2 separate regions of the Homo sapiens genome follow, and region 1 is linked to region 2. A link is a contact called in ENCODE Hi-C or POLR2A ChIA-PET data. All regions are on one chromosome and are shown on one strand. Each heading gives the region's core, a stretch centred on a gene start or an enhancer-like site at or near the end of the contact. The rest is flanking DNA. Distances are from core to core; before and after follow the strand shown. Region 1 has its middle 16 kb from the start of HIVEP3. Region 2 has its middle 110 kb from the start of GUCA2B.

Evidence for each region. Hi-C counts contacts between places; a loop is a spot of excess contacts on that map. ChIA-PET counts read pairs that join two places held with the same protein, here RNA polymerase II (POLR2A). Pooled maps may share reads with other maps.
Region 1: a pooled map shows a loop between it and region 2 (2.0-fold over the local background). The contact joins two enhancer-like sites. A Hi-C loop is called at or near these places in 8 of 168 maps with a recorded cell type or tissue (CD4-positive, alpha-beta T cell, CD8-positive, alpha-beta T cell, adrenal gland and 4 more), 2 of 37 single-sample maps with no recorded cell type and 16 of 50 pooled maps. POLR2A ChIA-PET finds 5 or more read pairs at or near these places in 3 of 52 experiments (CD4-positive, alpha-beta memory T cell, HEK293T and activated naive CD8-positive, alpha-beta T cell).

Annotation. Positions count from the first base shown.
Region 1 is chr1:41,932,538-41,937,985 of GRCh38, reverse strand. It overlaps a transcript of HIVEP3 not described here. Among named protein-coding and RNA genes, the nearest start is that of HIVEP3, 16 kb to the right of the region's middle. Within about 2 kb of position 1,710, at least 2 of the 41 ENCODE cell types and tissues checked have a DNase peak (open chromatin) inside an H3K27ac peak, as active enhancers do.
Region 2 is chr1:42,036,718-42,041,793 of GRCh38, reverse strand. It overlaps the pseudogene HNRNPFP1. Among named protein-coding and RNA genes, the nearest start is that of GUCA2B, 110 kb to the left of the region's middle. Within about 2 kb of position 1,478, at least 2 of the 41 ENCODE cell types and tissues checked have a DNase peak (open chromatin) inside an H3K27ac peak, as active enhancers do.

The sequences.
Region 1 (5,448 bases), core at 461-2,960, 100 kb after region 2:
CAGTGGTGTTAACAGATAAAAACAATGGTTGATTTGTCCACATATAGAATACTTTGTGCAGATCTGGGCACACTACTCTTAAGGTGCTGGCATGAACAAGTGCTCATGATTGGTTGTTCAGTCTTGAATGTATGGCATGACTCTACATATACAATGCACCAGTTAGGATTCTCAGTTGCAAGTGCTAGAATGTCCAATCAGAACTTTCTTAAGCAAAATAGATATTATTAGTTGACATATCTGAAAAGTCCATGACCAGGGATACCCTCAGGCCTGGCTGTACCAATGGTTCAATGTTTTAGACTGGCATTGTCCACTAGAGAGAAAATATGAGCCATATGCATCATCACTTCAACATGTAATCAAAATAAAAATTATTGGTGAGATATTTTACATTCCTTTTTCCTTCTGAGTCTTTGAGATGCAGTGTGCCTTTTGTACTTACATCACATTTCTGTACTGGTCACATTTCAAGTGTTCAATAGCTACATATGGCTAGTGGCTACCATTTTGGATAGTGCAGGTCAAGGCCTTCGATCCTCTCAGTTTCAATTTGATAAGTACCTAGATTGTCTTCCTAGAAGTCTGAGCAAAAGTTTCTTTGTGTCTCACTGGCTCTAAAAGAGTCCTGTGACCACCTTGAACCAACATCATGACCAGGAAGAAAGTGTTGTGCCCAGCAGTTTAGAACCAAATTGCATGCTGTACCCCAGGACTGCAGGAGAGGGGTAGGCTCCATGTGAACTCTGTGTATAGAATATATATTTATTATTTTTGGCCACCCAGTATCCATTTGTCTGACTTTGGATAATAATGTTGGGGGATCAGTTCTCCCCACATAAAGAGGACTGGAAAGAAGACTGTTAATGGAGGTTATCTCTGGAAAGAATGATTCCAGGTATTATAAATGGTACCACTTTTATTTTCTGTTTTATAAATTTCAGTTTTTAGTTTATTGCTACTAGCATGCACTGTTTTATTTTTATTTATGATTTTAATGAAGAATATAAACATAGCTTTCTTTGTTGTAAAAAGGTTAGGACCAAATAGGGAGAATGATCTAATACTGGGGTGACCAAATGGTTTTCCTAGGACAGCCCTGGCTTATACCAGTGATTATAGTGTAATTATTAATAGAAATCCCTTTACCTCCAGTGTGTCCCATCATAAGAGCATATGGTCATCCAGTATAATAATACTTTAAAACCATCATGGGTACTGATATGGTTAATTCAGACTCCACAAATACCTTGAGATAACAGAATGATTTGATAGATATACCTTGAACCCCAATAAAAGACAGAGTAGTCACACTTTGTATTTGTGCATCATCAGGAAATGAGGCATTCCAAGAGTTAATTTTTCTAACTGAAGCTTGCCCTCTAAGCATCAAAATGTTTTAACATTTAACTACTTTTGATGGAAATATTACTCTGTGATATTTTATATTTTCCCACCTTCTTAAGTGGAGTAGACCAAACATAATGGAACTACTTCTTGTTGACACAAGTTATTGCAGAGCTTTCCACCTGGTGGACAAAAGCTCAGTGGTGTGTTGTGAATGGATTACAGGTGTGTGGAAATATGATCCCTCCATCTCCACCTCTCAGGGAAGCCAGGCCGGGCTTGAGGGGTGACAGAAGCCCCTGGATCAGTTGCCTCTTGCTGAGTCATCTGAATAGATTCATTTTCTGTGTGCATCTTGACTCGCACATGAGTCATCTGAATAGATTGATTTTCTGTGTGCATCTTGACTTGCAATAGGTTGGGAAGCATTAGTTACTGCTTTGTATTATAGTTCAGAGATTCTGGCAGGTGACCCTCCATCTTGGGGTTACAGAGGGTGATTTACATTTACCCTTGAACTGAATTTCCCTGAATTGACTACTTCTCCTTGTTCTTTGTAGCACTCTTCCTTTTTACTTGCAGGCAATTGCCATTGCTTGTTACTGTCTTTCCTATGTAGTCTGCTATCTTATTTTACACAGGTTTGTTTAGGTTAGGTGAAATATACTTGAGTATAGCTCGACTCCCCTAACTGAAGATTTAGTGGTAGCTGTTCACATTGTTGTCTTTGAAACTCATTGCTGTGCTGTTGCTATGCTCCAGGTATCTAAGATGATCTTAGAATATCACATTATGTTTCCTCATTAGAGATGGTAGAAATCTTATAGAGGGCTCTTTATTCTTAGAGTTAGTTGTAGTTTATTTTATATATATTATATATATAAAATATATATAATATATAATATAAATATATATATAATTTCAAGAAGACTAAATTGCTAGATAATACAGGATTACAGGAAAGAAAAGAATATTTTACACAAACACACATATTTACATACATATATATGTATACAGAGAGAGAGTGAGAGAGACATTTAAAAAACATGGAGGACAGTTATGCCCTCTTTGCAAACCAATCTCAGAAAGGTCAGTTGTCATGTTCACTCAACAAATAGTCCCTTGTTGCCATTCTGAAACTGAATGCCCTTGTGGCTGGACAACTGGACTCAGCTAATAAGGCATTTCTGATGCTTTTGTGTTCTTATGCAAGGATGGACCTTTTCCAGCATTGTAAATGACAGCAGGAAATACTCAATGGGCCACAGGAAATAATTAACATCATCTGGGATAGTCTGACTCAGAAGTTAAAAGTAAGGACTTTAAAATCTGACCTGGGAATTAATTCTAGTTCTAACATATGTTAATTCTGTGGATTTGACGAGTTTCTTAGTCCCTCTGAGTCCCACTTCTCTCACTGAGTTGTTGTGAAGGTGAAATGAGAACATGTTTGCTATTAGCTAAGCATAGTCTTTGGCTAGTAGTGAGTGGTCACTAAATTGTAGTTGTTTCATTATCATTTTTAATAATAATAATATATGGAGTAGTTAATGATTAATGACAAGACTTACCTTTGGGGAAACTAGAATAAATAATAAAACATAAGTATAATGTTTTTGTCATTAGCCTAATTTTGAGTAATTAGTTGCCTGTCATATTTCTCACTAAATGGTGACATGTATGAACAATTCTGAAATTAAGTGGACTAGAAAGCCTCTAGAGTTATTTTATTCTTCACCATCCATGGTGTTTACTATGTGGCATCATATTCTTTGCCAGGCAATTGCAGGCTGGTAGATGCTTTCAACAAGACAGTTGTCCTGAATTATAACTGACTGATAGTTTATACAGATTCTGCCCTCCACTTTTTGAAAAATTGGTACATTATTTGTACTTTACTTAACTCCTATAGGATTTTCCCCGTATATCTTACATTTCTCAAAAACAACAGATAGAGGTGTTTTTGGAACATCTGTCATTCCTAAAGCTCTTTAAGCAAGTTTCCAAGAGAATAGTGATTACCCTGACCAACTGCTGTACCTTCTTCTGTTTGCTGTTGCAAAAGATGCAAAAGTACCTATAAGAAGGTAGACTTCTAGTTTCTTCTCAAAGATGTAGACAGCTGGGAAGGATTGTTCCTAAACTTATGGTGAAAAAAAATCTTTACGAATAGAAAGTTCACAACTTTTCTTGAGCTCACTGGAGTCCTAAGGTTGCTGGGTACCCAGTAGGCCCAAAATCGAGGAAGAGATAGGTATCTTCAGGGAGAAATGAGATATGAGCTCTGACTTACCTAAGCAAGAAACATACCTATATGAATTCAGCTAAGGTGGTTGTTGAATATGCAGAATCTGGCTTAATGAACTCTAGTAGAAGCGGGCAAAGCCCTAGGGATAATAAATAAAAGGAGATCACACTTTCTTTCTTAGACTCATTTCTCCATGAACCCCATCACAGGTTCACAAAAATGGTTGGGAGAGTCTACAGAAAATCTCCCTTGTAGTGAATTGCTGGAGGAGAGGAAAAGAAACTGCTGTGAGAGGGGTGAGAAATTCTACCTGGACCCTTCTTGCCTACCTCCCCTATGAACAAAAGCCTTAATTAGTGTGACATGTATGTAGAAGGGAGCAAACATTATCACTCTTTGGATACTGGTGAAATCCCATTACATCTGAGATAAGGGAACAGGGAAAAAAATCTTAACACCTAGGGAAAGGATGGATATACATTCTGGATTCAGAAGTGAAGCAGGGGAGGGATGGGATCACTGGGAAGGCTGCTGCTTCAGGACTCAGTGATATAGTGCTTGCCTAAGACTACAGCTTAATCAGAACAATAGAAACCATTTCCTCCACACACCCCCAAACCAGGCTAACGAGAGAAGTCAGAAAAATAAAAGAAAAGAAGAAAAAAACAGAAGGAACAAAAAAACAGCTAGCAAAATAGATTTTAATTTGACCATATCTATAATCACATTAAATGTGAATGGTCTAAACATACCAGTTAAAAGATGGAGATTGTCAGATTGTATGAAAAATTAAGAACCAGCTATACACTTTCTGTAAGAAACCCACTTTAGTTATAAAGACAGATAGGTTAAAAGTAATAGAATAGAAAAAGATATGCTGTGCAAACACTAATCAAAATAAAGCTGAAGTCTTTATATTACTATCAGACAAGTGAGACTTTTAGAACAATGATTATTATCTGGGATAAAAAGGAACATCAAATAATTATAAAGGGCTTGATTTTCCAAGAAGACATAACAATGCTAAACATGTACGTACCTAACAACAGAGTTTCAAAATACATGATGCAAAAGCTGATAGAATCAAAAAGTGAAATAGATAGTTTCACAATTACAGTTGAAAACTTCAGTGCTCCTTTTTCAGTAAATGATAGAACAAATGGAAAGAAAATCATCAAAAATATAGATGACTGGAGCAACATTATCAACCAACTTGACCCAGTTGATATTTATAGTATACTTTACATGACAACACTTCTTTCTAAAGTGCACATGAAACATTCTCCAAATGATACTATGTTCTGGGCCATAAAGCAAACTTAACAACCTTAAAAGACTAGAAACCATAGAAAGCATGGTCATGAACTATAATGGAATTAAGCCAGAAATCAATAATAGAAATATAAGTGGAAAATCTTCAAATGTATGGAGATGAAACAACACATATCTAAATAAACCATATGTCAGAGGAAGTCTTAAGGCAATTAAAAAAGCGTTTTGAACTGAATGAAAAAGAACTACAACATATCACAATTTGGGAAATGAAGCTAAAGTAGTGTATAGATGGAAATTTATAGAGTTAAATGCTTACACTACAAAAGAGGAAAGGTCTTCAATCAGTAAGGTAAGCATCCACCCTAAAAAGAAAAAAACTAGATAAAGAAGAACAAATTAAAACTAGTGCAAGCAGAAGGAAGAACATAATAAGAGCAAAAATCAATACATTTGAAACAAAAAAGCAATTTGGATATATCAATCAAACCAAAAGCTGGTTCTTTGAAAGATCAGCAAAATTAGTGAACTTCTAGGCAGACTGACCAAGAAAAAAGAAGATACAAATTATCAATATCAGA
Region 2 (5,076 bases), core at 229-2,728:
ACTGCTTGTTAGCGGCCTGTGAAAATTTGATTGAATTAATTCAAACGTTGCTAACAAAACGAGTCCTATTCACCCATGCTGTTCTGCCCGCTGTGGCCAGACCCATCACAGCCGCTCACTGACTGGCTCTTCAGGTCACTGTAGGTGGTCAAGCCCATGCCTCGCATCCCGACTGCTGTACGCCCCATTGCTAGCCCCTGTTGTCAAATTCAGGAATAGTTCTATGTATCTGTGCCACATGCTGACCCTGTCTCTGGAGGTAGCTGCCACTGCTTCTTCCCGAGTAGCAAACTCAACATCTGCTTTGCCGGTCACTCTTCCATCTGGGCCCATCTCAATGTGGACTCTCACCAGGTTGGAAGGAGAGAAGAGGTTGTAAATGTCGCTCTTGGTCGCTTTGCATGGCAGCCCCTCATGCAGAGGCAGTGGCCGGTGGTGCTATGCCCTGTGAACTCACTGTCGCCATATTTGTGGTCATACATTCCGGAGAGACAGTAGCTGAGGTTCCCCCACACCCCCCACCAAGCAGCTCCGTGGTGCAGAGGCCGCTATGCTCCTCGTGGCCCCGCATCCTGCGCCTGCCTGCTTCACGATGCCAGGGTAGCTCCCGGAAGCCCGGGCCAGTCACAGGGGTCCGGGGCAGCACGGATATGAGTCTCAGGGGGACCTGAGTCCGACCTAACTTCCTCCTGGCTGCTCTTGAACACCTCCATGTCTCTGTGCCCTGTCCTCTCCTTGGGCTTTCCGAGAGCCTCTCAGCTAACTCCTGCGAGGCCAACTCTTGGGATTTCCAACACTGAGAAGAACTGAATGATTTCTTCTTTGTGCATCCAGATGAGAGTCCTCAAAGTTCGAGCGCGAAGCCGTAGTTGGCGCTGCCCGCACTGTTGGGACCGCCGTGCTTCCTTCAACACCCAACTCACCTCGGTTCTGTGGGACTTGAACACCGCAATGCGCCAGTGTCCCATGCTTTCCCGGTCTTTTTCCAGGGCCATTTTTACGTCCTCTTCTGATCCAAGTTCAGCAAAAGCCTCACCACTCTGCCTACCCCTCTCCGGTGTAGATGGAACTCGCCTGAGCCCAATGGGGCATGGTGCAGTTGGAGAGGACGTCCTGCGCATCCTCGACAGATCAGGGCCAGGGCGGGCCATGGAGCCTGACCACAAAGCCCTCCCCTCCCTCAGGGCCCAGCAGCATGGACTCTTGATGGGGTGGGTGTCAGGTGAGTGGGGTGTGGCTTTTTTGTGGCACAGAGTCGGGCAGAACTGGTTTCTGTTGCTATCAAGCAAGCATGGCTGGCAGCCAAGGGTCCCCAAATTCCACTGAAGCGCGACCACGCAGAGGGCTCCGGGGAATGTCCAGGTGCTTCTTTTTGTTCTCAACCTGCATCAGAAGTCCACCTGGCCTGGGGCGAATGCCTTCCGTGAGGTCTGAAGGCCCCGGCCTGATATGCGCGTGTTTGGCTGGAAGCAGCGAATCCAGGCCCTGGGACCAGGTGACGGTGTTCCCACGGCCTCCTCCTGGCACTCCAGCAGCCTCCTTAGATGTTATCCGTATTACTTTTATCTATGAAAAATGGAGGCCCAGAGAGATTGTTACTGTTAGAACTGTTTATGTTATAGACAGAAAACTAAATTCCAACAACAAAGGGAATTGATTGGTTCACATAACTGAAGCGTATAGAGGTCTATCAGCTTCAGGTGTTGTTTGATCCAGTTGTTCACTGCCCAGCAGTATAACCAACGTTCTGCTTCTTTTCCCATTCTGCTTTCCTCAGTATTCCTTCACTGCCTGGCAATCTCATCTCTATCCAAGTGGTCACATTATCATGGATTTATCATCAATCTATCATTGGTAGGATCTACTACAGGCAGAGGAATCTTTTCTTTGCCAGAAGCCGTTTGCAAGTGTGTTTCAAATCCCTTTGCTCTGATTGGGTTTCATGACTGCCTTTAAACTAACTTCTGTAGCCAGGTGGATGGGATAGAAACAATGGCTTTAAGACAATCAGGCCCAACTCCTGGAGTCTGGGGTCAGGTGAACAACCTTAATACCATATAGGTTAGAATGGAGAAAAAGTGGTTTCCCAAATTTTTTGGGGGGTGGGGGTTCCAATGGTGGGAGAATAAAGAAATGGATACTGGGAAGGCTGACAGCAGGTGTCCAAGGGCAATGACTTATCCAAGGTCAAGCTGCTGGTCATGGATAAGCTGTGACTGAAATCCAGCTCTCCTCACTCAACGTTTGCAGATGGATGGTTATATAATTCCACTTAAGGTACGTGTTTCACAATAGCCATCCAAACAGAACCATGGATTTGCTTGCTTACATTCTGTTTATTCTTCAAATATGTACAAAAATATGTACAAAAACACACTTTGTCATTTAGTCACAGTGATGAAGACAATTGTCTGAGTTAATTAATTTTGAATCTCATTAAAGCATGAAGGCTTTCAGGAGAAATTCAGATTTTAGAGAATGAGAGCTATCATTTAAATAAGTGTCCGCCAGTCTTACCAGGGTCTTGGCAGTGTTCTGGAATGTATTTCAGAACAGGAATAAATTTTTTTGATAGCCTATATGAGATGCCTCCAGCCTGGATTTTCATCTCTCTGGTCAAAAGATTTGTTAATGTCCTGTATTGGGATCCTTTCTCTTACTCACGAATTATGGAGGCAGAGAAACAGAAAAGAAGGCATAGCCCTCCAGGAACTCCATGTTTGGTGGGAGAGGCAGATAACAAAGCAGGTAGGTGAAATACCATGACAGTGAGTGGGTGGGAAACTCAGGTGCCTTGAGAACACAGAGGAAGGCAGAATGTTGGGATCAGGGAAGAGCCAGGGAAGGCTTTCTCAAGTGGGCTGGATGGGAGCAGGGAGGGCTTCTACAGAGGGGACTCATGAGTATTGAGGCATGAAACCTCATAGGTTATGTGAAACCTCAAATAATTCAGAAGGGCAGAGATGTAAGGGCAAGGTAAGGAGTAGGGCGAGAAGGTGCAGATAGGCAGCCTGGAACAGAGTAATGGAGGGTCTTGGGGCTTGTATTACGGAGCTTGGTGTCTTTCCCGTAGGTGATGGAATGCCTCTAATGAGTTTTCAGTAAAGACCTGGTTTGCTTCTCAGACACATTTCGATATCAGATTCTTTGGTTGAAGATAATTCTAATTAAGTTCCTACAGGGGAGCGCATTGGAGAGATATGGGATCCTTCAGAAAACCCAATAAAAATTTGAAGAACCCAGGCTCTGAAGGAATTTCCCAGGGACTACATAGCAGGAATCAACTGCAAGTCCCCTTGGTCAGGAAGTATCAGGGCCAACTGCCTCCAGCGTTATTCCACCTAGGATTCAAATTCCAAATGAAAGATGTCATAGTGCTCCAGCTTGGGGGCACACCAGGCCTGGGCCAGGTAAAGTCATCATCTTCACTGGCAGTCTCCCCAAGCCCATATCTCTTGGAGTGAGTTCCTGAAGGAAAATCAGTGTGATGTGACCCTAAGAAAGAGCTAACGCTTGCTGAAGTAATGGGTGTCCACTTCAACAGCTGTGTGGAAACTAGATCTGAAGGGCACTAAAGACGAAGGGAATTAAAAGTCAAAAGACAGTGGAGATATGGACTAGGGCTGTGGTAGTATTGTGGGATTTATGAATATTTATGAGATAAAAATCGGTGATTGACTTTAGGAGAAGGAAGACGACAGAATCAAGGATGATTCCCAGGTCCTAGAATGTGGTAGTAGATATTATTACTGGAGAGAAGATAGAGGATGGGGAAGGGGAGATGACAAATAGCTTATGACATGCCAAGTTTAAGAACTCTGTGGGACATCAGGTGGAGGCTAGAATTTGAAGCATAGTAACTGAACTGAACTCATAGGCATGGACGACATAACCTAGGAAGGATTCTGGAAGAAGCCACAGAAGAGATCAAAATAAGTTTTGATCTTTGAAGAGATTAAAATAGATTTGCCAAGAAAATAAGATCAAATGACAAAGAACGGAAGGAGGAGGAGAACCAGGAATGTGCAGGGTCATAGAAAGCCACAGGATAAAATTTCAAGGAGAGAGCAGATTTGAGCTCTGGTGCAGGTAGAAGCCACATTCTAGGGAGCTAATGTATAAGTGGGAGTAAAAACGTGTGGGCTACCCTTGCAAGAATCTTGGATGAGAAGGGCTGGTTAACTGCATGGTAACTTGGAGGGCATACAGAGTCAAGAGAGGTTTTTTTTTTTTAATTTTTTAAATTTTTTGGTCATTTGGATTTTTGGTTTAAATTAAAATATCATTCACATACCATAAAATTCACCCTTTTATACAGTTATGTGGTTTTTTATTATATTCACAAAGTTGTACAGTCATCACCACCGTCTAATTCCTTAACATTTTAATCACCCCCCAAAGAGGCTTTGTACTCATTAAGCAGTCACTCCTCAGTCCCCCCTCCTCCCAGTCCCTGGCAACCATTAGTCTACTGTCTCTATGGATTTGCCTGTTTTGGACATTTCATATAAATAGAATCATACACTATGTGGGTTTTTGTGACTGGTTTCTTTCATTGAGCACTATAGTGTTTTCAAGGTTCATCCATGTTGTAGCATGTAACAGAATTTCTTTCTTTCTTTTTTTTTTTTTTTTGAGACGGAGTCTTGCTCTGTTGCCCAGGCTGGAGTGTAGTGGTGCGATCTCGGCTCACTGCAAGCTCTGACTCCCGGGTTCACGCCATTCTCCTGCCTCAGCCTCCCACTTAGCTGGGACTACAGGCACTCGCCAACACGCCCGGCTAATTTTTTGTATTTTTTTTTAGTAGAGACGGGGTTTCACTGTGTTAGCCAGTATGGTCTCGATCTCCTGACTTCGTGATCCGCCCGCCTCGGCCTCCCAAAGTGCTGGGATTACAGGCGTGAGCCACCATGCCCGGCCTTATTATTTTTTATGGCAGAATACTATTCCATTGTATGGATAGACCATAATTTGCTCATCCATTTGTCAATCAGTGGACATTCAGTTGTTTCCTTTTTTGGCCTTCTGAATACACCGCTATGAACATTTGTGTACAAGTTTTAGTACAGACATGTT